Linked DNA regions of Mus musculus: region 2 is linked to region 1. Evidence: chromatin loops called from intact Hi-C (ENCODE). Cell type or tissue: left cerebral cortex. All regions are shown on one strand. Each heading gives the region's core, and the rest is flanking DNA. Links, peaks and the distances in the headings are about the cores only.

Region 1 (16,041 bases), core at 1-8,000:
GCCAAACATAATTTCTTTTCTTTTTTTTAAAGTATATTCCATTTCATTCTCAACCACCTAGTTTAAAATTAATGCATATTCTCTTAAACATGTAAATATTTGCTGATTTAAAGAGACGATTCACTTTCAAACCAATAGTGAAAGATAATCTCTCTGAGCTGGAAAATATGAGACAAGGTTTCCTAACGGAAGAGCTGTTTGGTTTTTTTTTTTTTTTTTTTTTGTGGCTCTTCTAAACTCCTAGAGAGAAGTTACTTATTTAGCGCCAACTGCATACCAAGCGGCTGTGATGAACATCAGAGAGTCCATGTGCCTAAGAACACCGGACTCTAACACTAACTTGAATGCAGTGGCAGAAGAGGGGGGTGGACCATTCCCCAAGGGCCTGCTCTCTGCATACCAAGGTGAATCAAGGGATGGGACACTTGACCTTCAAGGATGCAAGGGATAACACTAAACCACTCGATACTGAAAGGCTCTCTTGGTGTCAAAGATAGGTGTGAGAAGAAAATGGTTTAGCTTGGGGGTGGGGGTGGATGCTGGTAAGAACTCCACTGTCCTTCACAGGAATGAAAGACAAAACATTGGCACAAGGGTGCAGTATTTTGAAGGACTGGAGTCTGGTGGTCTGGAATTTGGAGTCCACTGAGCCACAACACAGACTTTAGAAGTGGGGGGGGGGGGGGCAACGGAGGCTTTAGTCAAGAACATGGAGGCAGCAGGCAGGACACTGTGGCATCGAATGGGAAGGGCTCATGGCTGTCTAATGCATTGTGCGCTGCACCACACAGAATCACCTCATGGGAGACATGAGATAATGCCGGAAAAAAAATTTCAAGGGGAAGGGGGGAGAAAAAAAAAAAAAAGAATCAGGTCCAAAGAGTCCACGTGATTTACAGCCACCCCAAGACGCTGTTCATTTTCATCTAGATTGGGCTGTCAGGCTTCATGTGTCCGCCTGGGTTCTCTGTGACACTCTGTGTTCAGAATCGTGGTGGAGCCTGTCAGGCACTTAAGGGGATCAGCTCAGAAACATGAGCAGAGCTGACAGTTTGCCTTGAGAAAGGCCACCCCTCGGCTAGGCATTAAGCAAATCATTTGTGCTGTGCAGCTGCGACCCGCTCCCTGGGGAAATCACACTCGCACCTTTTCTGATACCGTCAAGCCCTGTGGAGCCAAGGTCCAAGAGGGGAGAGCTGACTTCAAACCAATCTGTACAGCTTCACTTGGTAGGGTGTTGAACGGCTGCCCAAGAATGTTGGCATGTCCCCGAACATGCCTCAGCTGAGCCTGCTGGTAGCAGCTCCATTAAAGTATGTCTTATTCAGAGGAACCTTTTTCATAAATAGTAAGTAGGCTATGAGCATTTTTTGAAATGCTTGATCGATTCAAGCAAGGGTTGCAATCTTTCATGTTCTCTACTATACCCAATCATTCCCTGGGCGTCCACTGGCTGAGCATACATCACATTGGGAGGCAAGGAATCATTTTAAAGAGACATCAGCAGATATATCAGACCTGGGCATTAAAGCATAAAAATCTAAGAATTCGAACTGAAGACGCAGAGAGCCCATCACCCATCCTCCTTCAACAAGCCATGAGCTACAGTCCTGTTTCAAGGGACCTGTTTTTCTTTGTTCCAGATGTATCTAGCCTTGCCTCTGGTGGCACACCTTAAATCTGAGACAGTTTATGAGCCACAGTGGGTTAAAAAAAAAATCACAGTCCCGCATCTGAGAATCACCTTTCTTTCCCATTTCAAAATGAACAGAAAAGTTCAGGGCACATCTTAGGATGACACGCACATTCGTGACACCCAGAATGAATCTACAGGTTTGCTGCAATCCTCTGCCGCTCTTTTGACAAAACCTCAAACCGCGTGGAAAGCAGAATGAATCCCATGAACTGAATGGATCCTGGAGACATATGGCTGACAGGCAGCTGGGCTGAATGCAGACCCGAGATTTATCCGCCATCAAAGGAATCGATAATTAAAATGGAGCTCACCTCCATGCTGGGTTTTTTTTTTAAAGTCTAACTACAGGTTTCCCCAAGTTTGCCTAAAATATATATTAAAGCTTAGCATCCATAACATAAGAATATTCATTAGTAATTGTACCCTACCGATCACAAGCATGGGGAAAATTCAAAAGGTAGGGGAAACACACCCACTCACATAATTAGGACATATGTTTACTTAATGTTCCTTTCATTGCTATTAGAGGGAACACTAGCTCAGCAAATCCAAATCACAATGTTTTAACTGTTTCAATATTGTAGCCATAGACCCCAGTCGAGGTGTTTGCCAGCAACCCAGAACACACCCCATTAACAGGGGAGAAAAAAACAAAAGCAATTCTTGCTTCTAGTGGCTTCTTTCTCGGGCTAAAGACAGCTCTCTGGAAAAGGCAGCCTCCAGATCACCTCCCGGGAGCCGGGAGAACAATGAAGAACGTGTTGATCCTGCCTCTTACCTTTTTTCCTTTCCTCTTCCTATGAGCAGGCTTGGCGGGCTTCTCCTTTGGCTCTTCACTCATCTTTCCTTGAGATCAGGGGAGTTGAGACGAGGCAGGAGATCACCTTCCGTGTTCCCACATCCAAACCCACGGCAAAGAGTCACAGCATTGAGACCAAAGTCCATTTAGGGAACTCCCCAGGCAGAGCGGCTGCTTCAAGCCAGCCCTGGCTGCTGTCACGGGCAACTCAGCTCGCCTCAGGGAGGAACTGGGTGTTCTCTCCAGCAAAGCCCTGGTTATTCCTCCAAAGAAAAATCAATATTCCAACCCTTTGTTTTCTTCCTTCCTTTCTTCCTTCTTTCTTTTTCTTCCTTTCTCTCTCTTTTTATTTGTTTTTTTAGCCAGTCGTTACCCCGAGAAAAGATCTTGACAACATTTCAGGGCTTGCTTCTCCACGGTGATTCTAGCTTGGAAATGGTGAGAGAGAGAAAGGGGGAGGCATACGTGCATGTGCGCTGCACACACACACACACACACACACACACACACACACACACACACACACAGGAATAAGCTAGACTGCTGACGAATCTCTGAAGCGTCCCAGGGGCTGGCTCACTGCAGTTTGCAAGCTGGGAAGCCAAGCCGAATGTAAATGCTCTGAGATCAAGCCTCCAGAGGACACATGTGTTGAAAGCATTGGGTATACCCAGGAGGCAGCAGTGGGGGTGGTAACGAGAGATCGGGTTACTGGTTCGTGAAAACACACACACACACACACACACACACACACACACATTCTCTCTCTCTCTCTCTCTCTCTCTCTCTCTCCCCCACCCCCAACCCCAACCCCATGATTAAAAACAATAAAGAGACCTGTTACTACAGAAGACAAAGCTGGATTCTTACCCAGTGAGGTGGTTTTTGTTGTTGTTGTTTGTTTTGTTTTAAAATGTAATTAGCAAAAAATAAATAAAATAAAATAAAATAAAGTTTGCAGATTGCCTAACCAAAGCTATGGACTTCTAATGAAGAATCTGTCACACGGAGCCCATACCTAAGTTGCCAGTACCACATTCAAGCTTTGGTCATGAATATATCAAACCAACCATGAAAAGGAGCCCTCCAGAATATTCAAGAAATCCAAAAGGTTCAGCCCCTGGCTTTTTCTGTGCCAGAAACATCCTGTGCTCCTGGATAAGGCACTCAGGTCAGTGCAGGTCTCTGGCCACATTACAGCCACCACAGGGTCCCCAAGCACACAGAGGCACACACTCCTGCTCTGGGCCACCAAGATTTTGAGAGGTCTCTGGGTGACTTCACTCCTTTGTGGAAAGTCTCCAAAATGGTCCACGCATCGGAACACAGCTGATTTACTGTCGGGTGTGGTCGCTTAAGCATCTTTGGAAAGTGTTAGGAATCCATTCTTGTTAGGAAGGAATAAGGTTCTGGGTCCCCCCCCCCCAATCCCGGCCAGATCACCTTTAAGATGGAAGCAGGTCCCTTGAGCTAAAACACATGTACACTAGGAAGGGAGGAACGAGCGGGAATCCAGAGAGGAGGCTGGCTCAGGGAAGTGGATTTTAATTAATATGATCAAAGACATACAGGAGCGTAAATGAGACCCAGAAGGCCAGTTTTCAGTGAGGTACATGGAGCTATTTAATACTGGAGACACAATGCTAAAATACTGAAGCCAAAATCACCATTTCTCATCTATCATTTAAGCAGGGTTGTACCTATGTTCAACAAATCTGGACTCCCCAAGCGCCACCCCCCTAAAAATGAGTGAGCATGAGGGCAGCTTGAGACAGCTCTGTCATGGACACCAGGGTTACAAGTGCTTGCTCCAGCGACCCATGGAGATCCTGCGCACTGTGGGTTATTTAATGGTTGTTCTGCGGCTGCGCATTACAAACAGTAAACCACCACTCAAAGGCTGGCAGGGAGCATTGATGGCGGTTGCCCCACCCCTCCGTGACCTGGGGGTTCCTTCAGCTTTGAGCAGCTGCTAACCTGTCTCTCCCGTTTCTGCTGCTGTTCTGGAATGTTTCTCTGGCAGAGTAATAAAAGGTAGAAAAACCATTAACACGGTAGGATGGTTCCTTCAAGTTTTTCATTAATTCAGTGCTTGCTCATCTTCAGGACCGGGCAGTCTGGGGAATGATAGTAACGTCCCTGGGTTGATCTGTCCCTGACTGCAGTGAGATGAGCCTGGGCTTATTTGCATTATGCTCTGAGGGAGAAACTATGAAGTCGGTGCTTTGTATGAATTCTCCATAAACTGAACTATCCATGCAGGTAAAGTCAAGTCTGAATATCCCATTTAAATCTTCAACTCTTCACTCGACAAGCCACAGAGATAACCTACCTGCTCTGTCATTTTACCAGAGTACTACTGACATTTTAAAAAAAAATTTTTTTTAGAAACTTATTTTATGTGTACGAATGTTTACTTGAATGTGTACCGCATGCATGCAGTGCATAAGATGGCCAGAAGAGGGCGCCAGATCCCCCCCTCAAACTAGAGTTATTACAGGTTGGGACCCACCATGTGGGTGCTGGAAATTGAACCCAGGTCCTCTGGAAGAACAGTCGGTGCTCTTAACTGCTGAGTCATCTCTTCAACACCTTCCCTTCTAAGAAAAGTCTTTGTTTATGCCTAATGTCCTGAGTGTAGGATTAGAGAAAGAATGGAAAGAAGAGGGTATTGGATGAGGTGGTCCACAGATAAACAAACACTGCCTGCCGGGCTCCCAACTCTACCAGTGCTGTGAGATCTTTGAGCAGGAGCATTTCGCCAAGTGGGACAGCAATGTAACACTCAGGATGGGGATTTATTCTTCTCTTTAGGCTTGCACTGATGTCCCATTTTTTCTGTTATTTGCTACCCTTTGAAGGGTTCCATTAAAGAGACTTATAAAAACCGCTTATCCAAGCATTGCAAAGATACCCACACTAAGCTATGTTATCAGGGGATCCTGGCAAAAAGGAGGCTGGTGGCTGTAATCTCTTGCTTTCGCTTTACTGTGCAGAAAAATGGATGCTTTAATGACCGATTAAAAGAATTCACCTTGATGAGATCATTCTTTCACAATAAACATTTTAAAACTCAAAAACAAACAAACAAACAAACAACCCCAGAGCCTAGAATTTATTCTGCTCACTCCAGGACAAATGCCATGTTTTCTCTTATATAAAAGGTGGGGAGGGAGGCAAAGAGGGACTTCAGGGAGGGAGAGAATGGAAAGAGACAGTGATGGAATTTATATAAAATGAAAGCAGCTTGGAGGAGTAGTTGGTGGATGGACAGAGACCACCAAGCAAGGGCAGGAGGGTGTGTGCATAAATTAGAACTAAGTACAATGCCACAATATGTATCCCAATACCACGATAAAATGGTATACTAACTTACAAAATTAATTTTAAAATATTTTTAAATTAGTCTGTTTACATACAAGCATGTAAATAAGAGACTATTAATTATTAAGATGTATAAAATTTAAAAAACCACACACTAAAATGTCAATCATGACATTTTTAAAACATAAAAGCGTATTCCAGTTGATGCAAAATTTAGGGGACGGACGGGATAGACTGTTTTTAGTTCATTCCAGACTTTACTGTATTTGTTTATAGACACAAGTCTTCTCTTGCAAGTTTCTGTTCCCTCTGCTGATGGAAAAAAAAAAAAATAGAAAGTGTAGAAAGTGAAAAAAAAAAAAAAACCCAAAACAGACAAATAAAACAAAACAAAAACCCCCTTTTACCATGACCTGGTAAAATCATACGAGAGTCACTCTGCGGAGCAACCACACTTCCTAAGGAAAACCCCCACAAACCTAGCTTCCATAGCCTGAAGGTACCAAAGCGAGTATGTAACCAGCTCTGACAGAGCATCCAACTCCCAGACGGGAACTGAAATGTGTCCAATTATTTAAGTAATAAGATGTCAGAGCCTTCAGCCCTGCCACAGGAAGTGGAGGCAACTCATTGTGAGATCCAGGCCCTTTCTCTGGAACCCGATGCGTGCCAATCAGCCGGGCATGGTGCCGCACGCCTTTAATCCCAGCACTCAGGAGGCAGAGGCAGGTGAATCTCTGAGTTCGAGGCCAGCCTGGTCTACACAGTAAGTTCCAGGACAGCCAGAGCTACATGGTCAGATCCTGTCTCCAAAAAAAGCAAAACAAAACAACAATAATATCTCCGAAAGTCTGTACAGCTCTTGAGTGGGAGCCTTGGCTGAACACTCCGCCATGATTTTTTTTTTCCCTGACACTGTAAAACACTCACCACTTGGGAGGCAGAGGCAGGTGGATTTCTGAGTTCGAGGCCGGCCTGGTCTACGGAGTGAGTTCCAGGATATTGCCAGGGCTACACAGAGAAACCCTGTCTCGGAAAACAAAACAAAACAAACAAAAAGAGAAAGTGTATTAGGTATTTCATACCCTCATTTCTGATCACCTGCACAGCTATATAAACAATGAGGGCTTTAGTATACCCAAAGGCCTATGAATGCATTTTAAATTGTAATTGTTCTGAGTGAAAGGGTAATTTGATTGATCTAAAAACAGTCTACAGGTGATTACATATTCTAAAAATGTTAAGTGTTAACTACTTACCAATGGCAACCTCCTTTTTTTTTTAAACTCCCAAATTAGAAAATTCTCCAGCCCTTAGAGAAGTTAAATATAACCTAAGAAGATGGTTTAAGCTGTGTGCAATGAAATTATCCAAATGAAAAGCGAGACTCCAGGAGTTCACAGAGGAGGAAACGCCACCCCATAGGCAGGCTACTTACTTGTTCGGCACCGATTAAAGACCCGGCCATCAGGTATTTGATACCAATCTGAGACGGTTCTATTTTTAAAATAAGTAACTCTCATAAGAGGACACAGAGCCCGGTCAACTCTCCTGGAACTGCTCTATTTTTAAAATGAAAGTCGCTTACCATGGGGAAAGCACGGGCAGGTTAACAGCAAACAATTTTTTTTTTTTTAAGTTATCTTCTACATAAAATTCTACGGAAAACTAACCCAGTAGTTTCCTGGCCAAGGCTCGAGTGCCAAAAGACAACAAATAAAAAAATAATAAAATAAAATTAAAAAAGTAAAACAACTTCTTTTTGCCATTCGGGAGACATACCCGAATGGTTCGACTCGTTTTATTTCTCTGACCAGGCCGCTGGGGATTTCTGCTGTGGGCTGGGGAACTGACATGACACACTTGCTAACTCTTGGAAATAACATGCTTTAACATTCTTCATTATTCTTCAACATCAAAAATACCTAGGGACTTCAAGATAAAACGGGCTGTTTTCCTGGAAGCCCTGGAATCTGACCTCTGATCTCTGACCTTCCGGGGTCACCCAGCCAGTTCCTTGTAGAGCTTTACTCCACACCAGACTCTCCCAGAGCTTAAAGTGAAACTGCCCTGAGATCAGATTCAGTTATTATTGGTTAAACAAGCTGGGCCTCCTTACACACATACACACACACACACACACACACACACACACACACACACACACCCTGCTCCCTCCCTCCCTCCTTCCCTCCCTCCCTCTGTTATTGTATTTTTGAGACAAGCTTTCATGAGTCCAGGGGGGGCCTTGAATGTGCTTTGTAGCCAAGGATGGTGGAACTCCTGATCCTCCTGCCTCTGCCTTCTGATTGTTGGGACTGTAGGCTTGAGCACCGTCATGACCAGCTTATGCAGGGCTAGAGAACAAACTTGGGGTTTGGTATGTTCTAGATCCGCTCTCTGCCAGCTAGGCCACACCCTTGCACCCCAAAGGTTTGCTTTAAATTAGAAAGGACATATAGTGATGGTTCTTCGGGTACAGCTGAGAGAACCCTCTCTGTGGGGTGTTGGCATAGACTGTGCCCCACGTTGTGTGAAACCACAGGTGGAACAGGTAGTCAGTGGAATTTTGCTTTTCATCTTTAACTTAGGCTAGTGATGATTTGGGGGTTATCTCTGGCACAACCACTGTTTATCCCACTGGGTAAGAATAAGCCCGCTACCACAATTTTTGAGCCAAAGTTGAAGCAAGCTTTTATTAAAAATATTGACCGGGTTCATGAATACTTAAGAGATCTATACCCAGTATTTCAGGAACTTATAAAGGCAAAACCCATGCTGGCTACATAGTTCCCATTTTCGTCCAATCAGGAACGAGCGTACATCCTGCGGTACTTCCTGCCTAAGCACCTTCTGGCTACCACTGGGTGTGATCAAGCCCATCCTGGGCAGTTGAAGGACCCATGCTTGTTTACAGAGTGAAAACACCTGGCTTGTTGTCTTATGCGAACAGGCTCCGGCATCCCAGAACGCTATCTCCTCGGGCAGGTGGGGCTTACAGGACGGAGGCATTTTTGTCTCATAGATCTCTTAGGCACAGTAATTTAAATGTAAAACGTAGTGCTAACCATCACACCACCACCATGTTTCCTTCCTCTATCTGCCCAACACTTCCAAAGAGAAGCTGGGACCCACAGCCAGCAGACAACAGTGGAAACAGTGTAACGTAGACGTCAAAGTCACATACTAACTAGCCTTTTTTTTCCTTGTGCTGTGCAAACAGCTCAGGAAATACACTTTCCTTTGAAGTCCTTGATGCTTCTCATTGCAAAATGACACACTGACGTTTGCACATCTGCTTGTGTGCCTGAAGATTCAGGCAGGTATAGACAGGAAATAAAACACTGAGTCCAGCTTGCTGTCTAATACACGCATGCTCTGCCAGGTATCTAACGAGCATCTACGCTATAGCTTCTAAGACCCAGCTTAGTTGTACGCACTGCTCTCTCTCGGATATGGCTTAATGTCCCTGTTCCATTTCTATGTGTGTTGGAAGTTTCGGGCAGGTGCGTACGTAGCAGGACTTTCCTGTTTTCCTGGGTCTCCTTTCTTTCCTGATTGTTCAGCCTTGTGTCCATTAAAGTATAACGATATAATCCAAGTGGATTAGAAAAACAGGGAGAGACAGGCGTTCAAAGAGGCTAGCTAGCAAGTGGGCGGACTCCTTTTTGATACTTCCTTCCCTGAAACTCTACCGGTGTGGCTGTCTAGGGCGGGGTAATTTTCTTTCACTAGACTAACAATTCTTTTTAGAGGCCAGTGATATTGGCAGGACTCTTCACACATGAGGGACTGGTGAATCATGCCTTTGATCTTCCCCAAATCCCTGTGTTTTACTTAGCAACAGCAAGGATCCTAAATGATTTTAGACAGAGCTACCGAGACCCGTTCTGAAGAGAGCGTCTTGGTTGTCAAAGTATCCTAACAGTACCAACATGCAAATGAACCAGAAGTATGGCTGCTTCTATTTGGCCCACACCCAAGTGAGATTAGTGGGCTTGCTTCATAGTCTTTTGATGTTATAGAAAACTTTCATGAAAATCAGATAGTTATAGCTCTACCGCATCCAAAGGAGCAGTTCTCAACTGCCCATAGTCCAGGTCACGTATTATTTCTGATGCCCCTATTCTAACAGCTGATGAAATAAAAGAGACTGGAAAAGAAATCACACCCTTAAAACCAATTTAAACCGTATTTCACAGAATCTTACAACTCTATATTACAGTTGGTGCGAATACAATTAAGAATTCCATGTCATAACCTGAATACCGGGAACCTATTATTTGCTACTGCTTTGGAATACATTATTTCATCTCACTCATCTGACTGGGTACAGATGGGTCAGGGACCAAGACAAATCCAGAAGATGATGTAATGATCAAAATAAGCATATATTGAATTGCTTGGGAACCTGCCAGCCATGCCCGACAGAAACAAATAAGTCAGTGAATTAGCCTGTGAATTACAGATCTTCACTCCCCTTCTGTCTTAGTCAGGGTTCCTATTGCTGCACAAAACATCAGGACCAAGAAGCAAGCTGGGGAGGAAAGGGTTTATTCAGCTTACACTTCCATATAGCTGTTCATCACCAAAGGAAGTCAGGACTGGAACTCACAAGGGGCACGAACCTGGAGGCAGGAGCTGATGCAGAGCCCATAGAGGGGTGCTGCTTACTGGCTTGCTTCCCCTACCTTGCTCAGCTTGCTTTCTAATAGAACCCAGGATTAAAATGCCTTACAGCTGGATCTCATGGAGGCATTTCCTCAAGGGAGGCTCCTCTCTCTATGATAACTCCAGCTTCTTCTTCAAACCCAGTCCCTCAGTCTTATACCTATCAGAATGGCTAAGATCAATAAAACAAATGACATCTCACATCCGTGAGGATACGGAGTAAGGGAGACACGGGAGACACTTCATCCAGGCCTGTTGAGACTGGAAGCTTGGACAGCCATTATGTAAAGAGACGTGGCAGTTCCTCAGGAATGCAGGGACTGATCTACCTCAAAATCCAGCTCTACCACTCTTGGGCATCCACCCAAAGGACATTTCATCCTACCACAGAGTTGGTTACTTGTTTACCCATCTTCATTGCAGCTCCTTGTCATAGCCAGAAATTGTGGTATATTTACACAATGGAGTATTCTCAGACATCAAAAAGAAAGAAAGAAAGAAAGAAAGAAAGAAAGAAAGAAAGAAAGAAAGAAAGAAAGAAACCATAAGTTTGCAGGTAAAAAATAATAATAAAAAAATCCTGAGTGAGGTAAACCAGACCTTGAAAAATATGCTATGTATTAGTTTATGTGTGGATATTAGCTGTCCAGTCAACGGTGAGCAAGCTACAGTCTACAGAATCACAGAGGTTAGCAATAAAGTATGGGACGAGGGTGGGATAGGTAGCTCTACCTAGAGAAGGGAATTAGAACAGATATGTATGGATGAACAGTGGAGATCTGCATAGTAGGACCAAATCAGGATGGAAAGGGGAGAGGGATGAGAGAGTGAATACAGGATTAGACAGCTATAATCAATGGCGCTTTGAGGCATAGTATAGAAACCGAATACAGAGCTTCCTAAATATATACATCTATGAAGGTGATCTAAAGGAAATCGCCAAATAATAGAAGGAACCCCAACTGGACATCTCTTGTCACCAAATGAAGCTTCCAGTACCAGGATTGGCTAACATTGAATTGTGCTGTTGCTCAAAGGGGTTCCCATAGGAACCTCCAAACAGCCCAGGCTGTTGCCAAGACTATAGTTTGTTCTCCACAAACTGACAGCAAGGCCCTGCTACTGAAGGCCACACCGACACAACTCAGTGAAGTGCAGAAATAGAGCTGGTGCCTCCATAAAGCCTGCATCCCTACATGCTAGCATCTTTGGTCCAGGAAGGTTCTCTGCTGGCAACCACAGGAAAAAGGCAAGCACCAACTCAGCTACAAACCCTTTGATCTACAATGGTGGCCTGCCTAAAAGGTGCGCTAACACAATAGTGGTATAAAGGCTTTGGTCCTAACCAACCAAGATCTGATTTGACTTAAGGTCCACTCCACCAGAAAGAACCCAAACTTGATGCTTCTTGGGTGACCAGGAACCTTAAACTAGACAGGCCAAGGACCATACAAAGATCACCTAAAAGAATATAACAATAAGATTCCTCCTTAAACCTTTCCGCTTTCCTCACAGATGAGTGCCTCGCTCAGCCATCATAAAAGACGCTTTCTTCCACTGCAGATGGGCAAATAGAGTCCCACAGGCAGATGTGAGCTATTATGCAGAAACTGAGATACTTTGTAACACTTAACCCTAAACAGGAAGTCTCCATCAAATCCCTCCTCTCACGATTCAGGGAACAGGGCAGAAGGGGAGGCAGAAAGAGTCTAAGAGCCAAACAGGATGAAGGACACCAGGGAAACGAGGCCCTTTAGATCAACAGGACTGTCAAACATATGAATCCACAGGGACTGTGGCAGCATGCACAGGGCCTTGTGTGTCTGTGCCAGATGGGGTCCTGAAGCTGAGAGGAGAAGTGGACACGCCCCCCCCATCCCTAACCCAGGTGCTATCCTCTGTTGGTTAACGACTGGCAAGGGAAGAGTTACTTTTCCTCAGAGGGAGGCTCACCAGGGGAGCAAAGCATTCTTAATGGTAGACCCCATGCCCAGCAGTAAATGGTCAAAAGGAAAGGACTTCAATGAGTCCTTGGAGGCTCCCTGTGTTAGATATGTGTCAGGCCTCTCTGTCTCTTTGTCTCTGTCTCTGTCTCTCTCTCTTTCCCTATAGGTCAGTTGTATATATATATATATATATATATATATATATATTGGCTTGCAGGTTTGTATTTTCATGGAGTTCTCGAGTGTCAGTTGTATATATATATATATATATATATATATATTGGCTTGCAGGTTTGTATTTTCATGGAGTTCTCGAGTGTCACTTGTCAATTACATAAGTGAACGTCTGAGTCTCTGTTTCTTGTGCTTTTTCATGGGGCCTTTTCCTTCTGTTTGTTTTGTACTACTCTGGTATATTAGTTTTTGTTTTATCTTATTAATATTATATTAGTTACATTCCCTTAGAAGCCTGTTGGTTTTCTCCTAAGAGACAGAGAGGGATGGATTTGGATGGAAGGGGAGGCAGGGAGGAACTAGGAGGAAGAGTAGAGGGAGGGGAAACAGTAATCAGGGTCTATTAAATGAACAAAAAAATATTTAAAAGACAAGGAGAAAATAAGCCTAGGAAGAAAGTAAACACACTTTCAAGATGTTGCCATAACTTTATAATGATCACCTCCAACCACTGTGAGAATTAATAATTACATACATCAGTAACTCCCTTGGATGGGGCTTTGCCTAGCTTGGGCCCCAGCATCATCTGGAATCTCAGTGTTCAGTGTGGCAACACTGTCATGTTAGGACAGGTTTGGTGACAGGCGGGTCAGTTGCCTAGCACAGCTCTCATGACCCCATTCCAGACGGTCTGCTCCAGCCATCAAGTCTCCTTCCACACTCATGCAGTACCTGCAGAGGCCAGAAGAGGGCAGAGGCTCTCCTGGAGCTGTCAGTTTTGAGCCCCTGGGAGGTGGGTGCTGGGATGCGAACCCAGGTCCTCTGCAAATACAAATGTTCTTAACTGCTGAGCCATCCTGATAGCTCTTAATGCTAAATTTTTTTAAAGATTTATTTATTTATTTATTTAATGTATATGAGTACACTTCTCTGTCTTCAGACAGACTAGAAGGCATCAGATCCCATTACAGATGGTTGTGAGCCACTGTGTGGTTGCTGGGATTTGAACTCAGGACCTCTGGAAGAGCAGTCAGTGCTCTTAACCACTAAGCCATTTCTCCAGTCCAATATTGAATTTCTATAGGCAAACACGCCTCTAATTTTAAATGGTTTATAAATAAATCACCATTTATCTTTTAAAAGATGATCTTTTAAAAACTGGACGTGACATCCACCATCTAAGCTGTTGAGTACCGCAAAATGATAAAGAGTTATGTCCACTGTCATTTAAAATAGTCTCAATCTCTATTAGTAGCTGCCAAAATACTATTCTGTTGTTTTTATTTGTATTTCTTTGATAGGAGAGTTAAAGCCTCCTTAAGTCTATTAGTCTTCATTTCCTTTTGGGTATATGCATGTGCATGTGAGTGTGCGCGTGTGTGCATGTGCGTATGCATGTGTGTGTACATGCACGTGTGTGTGCACGCGCCCACTCATGCACGTGTGTATATGTGTGTGTGCATGCACATGTGTGTGTGTATAACAGCCCTGGATGTCCTGTAATTTACTTTGTAGACCAGGCTGGAATCGAACCCACAGAGATGAACCTGCCTCTGCTTCCTGAGTGCTGGGGTTTAAGACCGTGGGCTACCCTGCTCAGCTAATCTCTTTCATTTCTTATGTAGGCAACTTTATCTTCTGACCACAGTCAATCAGGATAACTAGGAGAGAGGAATGTATGGTTGAGCCTATAAAACAGAATAGTAAAGAACACAGACTGCCCTAAATCAAAATGAAGACTAAACAACTGGTCGGGGCTATAACTACCATCCCTTCCATATTGAGTCAATGCAAATCCGGCATGGCTGCTATACACACACACAAACTTTGCGGATTGTAGAATACCTCTTATTTGTATTTTGAAAGTAGTAAGACTTGTTTCCAAGTAGGTTGAAGTCAGGATAAAATCTGCTTTGTTCCAGTTCGTACTTGCATGAAACTTGATCCTCTGGCCTTGTGAACTGTAAAATCCAACAAATTTACAGGAAAGCTTTCTGGTCCTGGAGAGATGGCTCAGCAGGGAAAAAAAAAAAAAGGGTACCGCTCATTCCAGATTTCTGAATCCCCATGTCAAATGACTCACAACTGCCTGTAACTTCAGTTCCAGGACATCCAATGGCCTCTTCTCTGCAAACACACACACACACACACACACACACACACACACACACAAACACACAGAGTTTGAAAAACCTTTTTCGCTAAAACAAATCCAACATTTCAACTCACAATGACTTACAAACTAAAGGTATGCCTGTCCAAAAACTGAAAATGTCCCCTGAGAGTGGGAAAGAACATCTTCACAGGAAGTCGGCTTCTATTTTTCTATGTAGGTATTTTTCAGGTTTGGAAGATAGAAAAAAAAAATCTCAAAAAAAAAAAAATGACTTCAAAGTGCTCTTCTAACTGGGAGACAGTATTTAGGGGGAACTCACCTCTCTGCCCAGGCAACTTTGTATCATCTTTAAAAACACAGCCCGGCCCCACAGACAGATTCTAGTTCAGGACGATATTCTGAAGCCAGGGAATCTTTCTCATTAATCATAGGAAGCAGAAAAGGGAGATTTACCCAGTGTGGGTGCAATGGGAAGCAGGACAAACAGACAGGGTGGCTCCTCCAAATTCTTCTTAAGGAGTCTGAGGTAAGAGCGAACGTAAAGGGAGAACCAAGGATTTATGCGTCTAAACAGTTCCGATCAAGGTGTGTGGTTCTAGCCCACTGCTGGCTGAACGTCATCTGAGCTTCGGTTAAGCTCTCTCACAAGTTGATTGAACTCTTTCAGGGTGACAAGTTCCCCCTCTGATGGGAGCACTTTTCTTCTCCCAGCCTGAGATTCCTTGGGAAAACCCCATCTTTTTGGGGTCCAGAGTCTGAGGGTCAGATTTAGAGACACAGAGTATCTCCTTAGACAGTGATTCTCAATCCCGTGGGGATCCAAAGCCCCCCATTTCACAGGGGTTGCCCAACACCATCAGAAAACACAGATGTTTATATTATGATTCATAACAGTAGCCAAGTTACAGTTAAGAAGTAGCAACAAAATAACTGGTTGGGAGTCGCCACAGCAGGAGGAGCTGTATTAAAGGGTGGGAGCACTAGGGAGACTGAGGACCACTGGCTTAGACTGTCTTCATATATATCAGTCCAATTAAAACTTCCCAGTTTCTGTTCTAGCACCTCAATTTTGATGTGCACCATTTATGCCTGAAACAAATACAATAAGCAGAATGTAAATAGGGGCCAAGGTCAGGACATGTTCACTTGGGGCCAGGCAATGAATAAGAACATTCTTGATCACCTCTTAGCTCTTAGGTTTTTGGGGGGAGACTGGAACAAGCACCTGCATCGTGCTGATTTGAGGCAGGAGTCTCCAGAAGCCTAGGCTGGCTTCAAGCTTTCCATCCTCCTGTTTCAGTGTTACAGGGAGACA
Region 2 (8,000 bases), core at 1-8,000, 97 kb before region 1:
ACTTGATGGTAAAACTTGACAAAATGTTTTAATAATGGAGGCACTCCTGAGGGAAATCAAAACAAGAGAGGACTTAGAAGAGTGGACCAGGGGCCATCTGGAAGATCTGGGAAGCTCAGTTGTTCTGCTGTCTCTAATGGACTCAACAACTGGGGAGAGCTGAAGCTATCCCGGAGTTCTCATCCAGCAATTATGTTACAGAGGCATTACCTGACTATTCGATAGCGGAGATGGGAGGTATTAAAACCGAGGGCTCTTTCTCCTCCATCACATCACAGGCCACACCCTGCAGCCTTTGGTTTTCCTGAGCACTTCTGTAATTACACCGTAAAGGGGTCTCTTTATACGGAAGGCATAAAGCTGAGTAGACCAAGCTTGAACTGCTTGAAGGATGACCCAGAGACCACAGCAGTTGTCTTCATGAACACAGGCTAGGCCCCAAGCTTCCAATTTCCAGATATGCACGTGTTCTTCGTTTATAAAGATTAGGTCGAAATGTAACTGTGTGTCTTTTGCATTCAATAACATAGCTCAGGATACCCAACTGATGCCATGACTTCTGCATTCACTAACATAGCCCAGGACACCCAACAGATGCCATGACATGTCTCAGGTGGTCAGATGCACCCTGACTATACTCAAAAACTCGAAAGTCCATTTAAGAACGGGTGTGATCTTCCCATCATGCTCACCCGAAAGCACCGAGCCATCAACTTGACTGAATGGATGACTTCTTGACCTCAACTTCACATGCCAAGGACAAGTGTAGTGACTGAAAACCCATGGATACATGCAGACATTTTCCTTGAGTCAGCAGAGACTAGGGAGGGGGTGAGCAACAGAGGCATGATGCATTTCCTGTTCCTATGGAAACCGAGACGTGTGATGCACAATACACAGAGTTTAAGTGAATTTTAAAATGAATGTTACACAGAAGTTTCAACCGTGCTGTACTTGGGGAGCAACAGAAATTCAGTACTCACTGGGAATTTACAAAAAAATCCGAGAGAGGGGGTGGGAGAGATGCCTCTCGGTCCAGAGAGCTTCTTGTTCTTCCAAAGGACCTGGGTTCTGTTCCCGGCATCAGGTGGCTCACAGCTGCCTGTTCTGCCATCTGTGGGCACCCACACACATGTTGTATGACACACATGCACACAAACATGAATAAGAAGGGGGGAGCCCACGTAATAGAGATGGGGTGGGGTCAGGAAGAGTACTTTTGTGGGAACAGGGGTTAATCTACAGATACAAAGTCTTCCGCGGCCTACTAATGCCACGGGGGAGGGCCAATCAGCCTTTCCTTCTATTACTTATGTCCCTCAGCAGAGGATGAAGCCAAGGAGAGCCAGTGATGGAGAAAGGTGGTCAGTGTCCACCCAAAAGCTAGCCTGTGAGAGATGGGAACAGTGGATATAAATGGGAAAAAAAAAACCCAAAACCTTTCTCAGCTTCATATGCACAACATCAGGGATGAATCCAGGGCGTGTGAAGGCTGATCACGGGGTCTACTGGTTCCTGCTTTGGCCTAGACTATTTAAAAACAAACAAAAAAATCTTTTAAAATACATAACCTACCTGAATAAGAATCCCTGTGTGTTATAGGTAGCAGGGCATCTGGTATAAATGTAAAAATCTGTAAGTATGTAATTATGGTTTAAAGACTACATGTTTACCTTGGGGTGGGGAAGCCTCTCTCCTCTCTCCCTTTGTCCTCTGCCCCTGACTCCTTTCTCTGATGTTTTTTCTACTTGTAGAAAAAAATATATATACCGATATGAAATCAGACTCTATTTCTGACAGTAGGGTATATGAGAGGGCCACACACACTTTATATAACTAAAACTACCTCAAAAAGAAACCTTTTCTGGTATGGTCAGGCCCCAAGCTCCCTGTCTTGCCTTTTGAAAGTATATGTTACTCAGGAGCTGCCACTGAAGTCGACTTAAGAAAAATTTTCAAATAAATAAATAAATAAATAAATAAACCCTCCCAAAACTAGAGGCAGATTGAAAATAGCAGGTCTGGAGAGATGGCTCAGCGTTTAAGACGTTGCTCTCCCAGAGAACCCCGGTTTAATTCCCAGCAACCAACATGGCAGCTCACAACTGTCTGTAACTCCAGTGACAGGGCATCCATGCCCCCTCACACAGACATACATGCAGGCAAAAGACTAATGCACATTAAAAATAATAAATCATTAAAAAAATTTAAAAAGGAGCAAAACACAGCATAGTCACCCATGTGTCAGATGCCAAGGGAAAGTGACACCAGGTGACCCCAACCTCAATCATGTTTCTATGAGAGCAAATGGCCACCTACCAACAGAATCCTCGGGGAAAGATAAACATGTGACCAACTGCAGCAGGCCAAGCTGTGCTGCATGGCCACTTTATATAAATCCAAGCTGAAAATATTAACCAATGTAACCATGGTTACTGGTTAGAGATAAGAGCTTCTATTTCTTTCTTTCTTTTTCTTTCTTCTTTTCTTCCTTTCTTTTTTTTTGTTTTTTGTTTTTTGTTTTGTGTGTGTGTGTGTGTGTGTGTGTGTGTGTGTGTATGTGTCTGTGTTCATAAAATCTGGCTTTGGTTTGTCACATCAGCTCTTTAAACCTGTTCTAGCCTTCTTCCAGAATCAAGAAGATGCCTCGAATTTCACCCATTTAAGACAAAAGTGAGTTTATTTCTGTACTATGCACATTTTTTTCCCTCCTATCCCAAGGGAATGCATTTGGACAAATCCCTCTGGGAAAGAGACTGCAGGAATCATTTCCATACGAAGCCCTCACAGTCAGCAGATCAGCAGATGAAGCCTGTTGTCAAGGATTTTTTTTTTTCTCTCAGAAGACGAACTCTTACCAAGTGACAAACACTCCCAGTTACATGCTAAGAACATCTTCAGTCCTCCCAGATTCTAGCCATCCACCATCAGAATGCCCTGACCCATCTTCTCTCCGCCTCCCCAACTGGCTCCTGGCATGATTTACTTTCGCTAAGATTTGGTTCCATAGCAACCAGGAAGGCAACGAGCCTGCAGTTCAGCTCACCAATGACATTTTTTAAAGTTAGAGTTTTAAAACACCAAGACTACCTCTCCACATGACGGCAGACAAGAAAGCCAAAAGGGAAACAAGGAAACAAAGCTAAAAAAAAAAAAAAAAAAACCCATACAACAGGATGCAAACAGTTTCCTGTGTGGGCTTGTAGTTTCAATCCGAAGCTATGGAATGAAACGATGCTTGGATCTCTGCTGTGGGTGTCTCTATTAGGCTCTCAGAATCAACTGGCTTAATAACGTCCTTTTAAAAAGAGGATTTTACCAGCTGGGTGGTGATGACTCACACCTTTAATCCCAGCACTTGGGAGGCAGAGGCAGACTGATCTATGTGAGTTCGAGACCAGCCTGGTCTACAAAGCCAGTTCCAGGACAGCCAGGACTGTTACACAGAGAAACCCTGCCTCAAAACCCAAACCAAACCAACCAAACAAACAAACAAACAAACAGAAAGGACATCACCTGAACCTCTGAATTTGGACTCTAGAATGATCTTAGTCATGCAAAAGCGAGGGAGGGAAACGGGGTTTGTAGAAGAGAGGGATAGCTCTGAGACCCCACAATGCTGAGATTAGTGACGGTCAAGACACCCTGATGATGTGACTTACGTTCTTATGGGCTTGATGGCAACACAATTCGCCTGGGCGTCACTAAATCCCTACTGGAAATAAGAAGTTTGACGGATTGCATTTGGAGAATGATTAACAGTCAGAAATACAAAGAAACTGTCCCAGATAAAACAGAGTTTCATTTTGAACTTCAATCTCCTACCCATGGCTATCCTGCTATTACTCACTATACCACTCACTGCAAAAAAGTATGTACACATTCTTGCTAAATGCTTCTCATGAAGCTTACAGAGGTGACTTCCAAACTGGCAGCAAGAGTATTGAATTGACAGCCAAGCACTAAGATACAAGTCACCTTGATAGCAAAACTAGTATTTTGTGGAACCTATCAGCCCGTTACTCAGTGAACCCTCTGGGGATGCAGCAGGGATAGCAGACAGCAAGAACAGGAGTTATAGCTGAATTCAAATCAACAATTTAAAGGAATGTGTGTGTGTGTGTGTGTGTGTGTGTGTGTGTGTGTGTGTGTGTGAGATGGTTTGTATATGCTCCACCCAGGGAGTGGCACGATTAGAAGTCATGACTTCATTGGAGTAGGTGTGTCACTGTGGGTGTGGGCTTTAAGACCCTCATCCTGGCTGCCTGGAAGTCAGTATTCTGCTAGCAGCCTTCAGATGAAGCTGTAGAACTCTCAACTTCTCCTGCATCATGTCTGCCTAGATGCTGCCATGCTCCCACCTTGATGATAATGGACTGAACCTCTGAACCTGTAAGCCAGCCCCAATTAAATGTCCTTTATAAGAGTTGCCTTGGTCATGGTGTCTGTTCACAGCAGTAAAACTCTAACTAAGACAGTGTGTGTGTGTGTGTGTGTGTGTGTGTGTGTGTGTGTGTGTGTGTATAGACATGTGCAAGCACACACACATACAAGCCATGAAGGGCCATTACCAGCAATAAAAACACTCAGACACTGAGTTTAGCTCAAATGTGGCCATCTAATATAAAAAAAAATTTTTTTAAAATCTATGTAGAATGCCCTTAAAAAGCCCAAGAGTTCCTCACACAAAAATTATCAAAATGAATCAAGTCAGTAAAGACAGTGGGGGTGATCTTTTGGAAAGACCATACAGGGAAAACTGTATCTTCCTGTTTTGTTTGTTTATTTCCTTCAATGTACAGAGAATAAGATGAAGGCAGAGGCTGGCAGTAAACTGACAGAAGCTTCCAAGGAAGGAAACCCCAGAACAAGACAAAGGCAGGTGGCCATGCGTGGGTCAGAAATTGATTACAAACACGTAATCAGCTGTCATTACTCACTCAAAGGAATGTACTTTAATGAGACATGAAATTCCAGTGGTGATTTAGGGAAAAGTGCCAGGGAGGAATGGATATTCTAGCAGGGAAAATGTGTACCGTTGCTGTGCAGTGCCACATGTTGGTGACACGTGGGAGACACTTGAGGAGGGAGTTGCTAACACAAGCCACTCCTAGCAAGCCCACTTGAGCCTGTCTTTCGTCTGGTCCACCGGGGTCCTGCAGGTGATAATGAGGTCCAGACTGCAGACTTCAGAAATCTGTTGTTTCTGATTCTAGCTGTGTTCATGAGAATCCTTTCATCAATGCTGAAAAAGAGCTATAGGTTTCTCAGTATAGATGGGAAGGTTTTATGTCACAGTAGAAATGAGAATGGAAGAGCTGGAGAGATGGCTCAGTAGTTAAGAGCACTGGTTGCTTGCTCTTCCAGAGGTCCTGAGTTCAATCCCCAGCAACCACTTGGTGGCTCACAACCATCTGTAAGGGGATCTAATGCCTTCTTCTGGTGTGTCTGAAGATAGCTACAATGTACTCATGTAAATGAAATAAATCTTTTAGAAAGAAAGAAAGAAAGAAAGAAAGAAAGAAAGAGAGACGGAGGGAAGGAGGGAGGGAGGGAGGGAGAGAGAGAGAGAGAGAGAGAGAGAGAGAGAGAGAGAGAGAGAAAGGAAGAAAGAGAGAGAGAGATGTGAGAACTGAACAGAGTGCCTAATGAGACATCATGAAGTTGCCATTGTAACTCTGTCCCAAAGCTGACAGCAATGGAGGAATGCTAGCATTTCCGTTAGGCTACTACAAAGACTGTTCAGCCTCTCTCTCTCTCTCTCTCTCTCTCTCTCTCTCTCTCTCTCTCTCTCCTCTCTCTCTCCCTCCCTCTCTCTCTCATGTTCTCAGCTGGCCTCTTCTCTTTTTCTCTCCTCTCTCTTTCTGTTCTTCTCTGTCCCCCTCCCCCTCTGCTTCTACCTCCCCTTCAAGGTCCCAAATAAATTCCCTTTTATATTAAAAAAAAAAGCTGACAGCTAAGTTTTCAATTCACTTGAGATGGAATTAATTATGATTATCTCATCAAGCATATACAGGTCACTTTTTAAAACAATTTTTTTCCGCCCTTCTGGTCTGCACCAGCACCAGGTCACCTTGGGCTCAGAGTCAGCGGACATCCCCAAGGTCCCGAGAGGACTCTCCACTAGCTCTTCCAACCACCAGCCCTGTTTCAGGCCTTCATCTTCTGCCAGGAGGCAGGTCCGAATGCCAGATATCTGTGCACTTTCCCTGCAAGAGGAAAGCTTGCCTGCAGAGAGTGCTCAGACCACTGAGACTCAGGAGAGAGTCTCCCAGGTGTGTTGACAGAGGCTAACAGAATCACGGGAGGAACAAGCTCTAACCAGAGACAACTATAACAACTAGCTCCAGAGATTACCAGATGGCGAAAGGCAAACGTAAGAATCCTACTAACAGAAATCAAGACCACTCACCATCATCAGAATCCAGCACTCCCACCTCACCCAGTCCTGGTCACCCCAACACACCCGAAAACCTAGACCCGGATTTAAAAGCATATCTCATGACAATGGTAGAGGACATTAAGAAGGACTTTAATAACTCACTTAAAGAAATACAGGAGAACACTGCTAAATAGTTTCAAGTCCTTAAAGAAAAACAGGAAAGCACATCCAAACAGGTGATGGAAATGAACAAAACCATACTAGACCTAAAAAGGGAAGTAGACACAATAAAGAAAACCCAAAGTGAGGCAACACTGGAGATAGAAACCCTAGGAAAGAAATCTGGAACCATAGATGCCAGCAATAGCAACAGAATACGAGAGATGGAAGAGAGACTCTCAGGTGCAGAAGATTCCATAGAGAACATCAGCACAACAATCAAAGAAAATGCAAAATGCAAAAAGATCCTAACTCAAAACATCCAGGAAATCCAGGACACAATGAGAAGACCAAACCTACAAATAATAGGAGTAGATGAGAATGAAGATTTTCAACTTAAAGGGCCAGCAAATATCTTCAACAAAAGTATAGAAGAAAACTTCCCAAACCTAAAGAAAGAGATGCCCATGAACATACAAGAAGCCTACAGAACTCCAAATAGACTGGACCAGAAAAGAAATTCCTCCCAACACATAATAATCAGAACAACAAATACACTCAATAAAGATAGAATATTAAAAGCAGTAAGGGAAAAAGGTCAAGTAACATATAAAGGCAGGCTGATCAGAATTACACCAGATTTTTCACCAGAGACTATGAAAGCCAGAAGAGCCTGGACAGATGTTATAGAGACACTAAGAGAACACAAATGCCAGCCCAGGATACTATACCCAGCCAAACTTTCAATTACCATAGATGGAGAAATCAAAGTATTCCAGAACAAAACCAAATTCACACATTATCTTTCCATGAATTCAACCCTTCAAAGGATAATAACAGAAAAAAACCAATACAAGGACGGAAACCACGCCCTAGAAAAAGCAAGAAAGTAATCCTTCAACAAACCTAAAAGAAGACAGCCACAAGAACAGAATGCCAACTCTAACAATAAAAATAATAGGAAGCAACAATTACTTTTCCTTAATATCAATGGACTCAATTCTCTAATAAAAAGACATAGACTAACAGACTGGCTACACAAACAGGACCCAACATTTTCCTGCTTACAGGAAACCCATCTCAGGGAAAAAGACAGACATACCTCTGAATGAAAGGCTGGAAAACAATTTTCCAAGCAAATGGTCTGAAGAAACAAGCTGGGGTAGCCATTCTAATATCGAATAAAATCGACTTCCAACCCAAAGTTATTAAAAAAGACAAGGAGGGACACTTCATACTCATCAAAGGTAAAAATCCTCCAAGAACTCTCAATTCTGAATATCTATGATCCAAATGCAAGGGCAGCCACATTCATTAAAGAAACTTTAGTAAAGCTCAAAGCACACATTGCACCTCACACAATAATAGTGGGAGACTTCAACACACCACTTTCATCAATGGACAGATCATGGAAAGAGAAACTAAACAGGGACACAGTGAAACTAACAGAAGTTATGAA

Evidence for each region. A loop is a pair of places that touch in the nucleus more often than their neighbours do. Peaks named below come from ENCODE experiments on the same cell type or tissue, not always from the same donor. Only the 100,000 strongest peaks of a DNase experiment are listed, where the experiment ranks them.
Region 2: it touches region 1 in a loop (2.2-fold over the local background); 3 of 42 quality-filtered maps call a loop at or near these places.

The regions. Positions count from the first base shown.
Region 1 is chr10:69,520,718-69,536,758 of GRCm38, reverse strand. It overlaps Ank3 (ankyrin 3, epithelial), which reads right to left and starts at 3,051. Exons shown (of 43, transcript NM_146005.3): 1 at 2,475-3,051. The coding sequence starts at 2,537. Gm51806 (a long non-coding RNA gene) reads right to left here and starts at 2,469. Exons shown (of 2, transcript XR_003949008.1): 1 at 1-2,469. In left cerebral cortex, for the core only: CTCF peaks have their summits at 953 and 4,957 (motif pointing right); DNase peaks (open chromatin) are centred at 1,452, 1,832, 2,658, 3,036 and 1 more place; H3K4me3 peaks cover 3,191 bases; H3K27ac peaks cover 2,576 bases.
Region 2 is chr10:69,625,937-69,633,936 of GRCm38, reverse strand. The region is part of intron 1 of Ank3 (ankyrin 3, epithelial); the gene reads right to left. Among named protein-coding and RNA genes, the nearest start is that of Gm33464, 67 kb to the right of the region's middle. In left cerebral cortex, for the core only: no CTCF peak of the experiment used is centred there; DNase peaks (open chromatin) are centred at 907, 2,873 and 3,310; H3K27ac peaks cover 2,802 bases.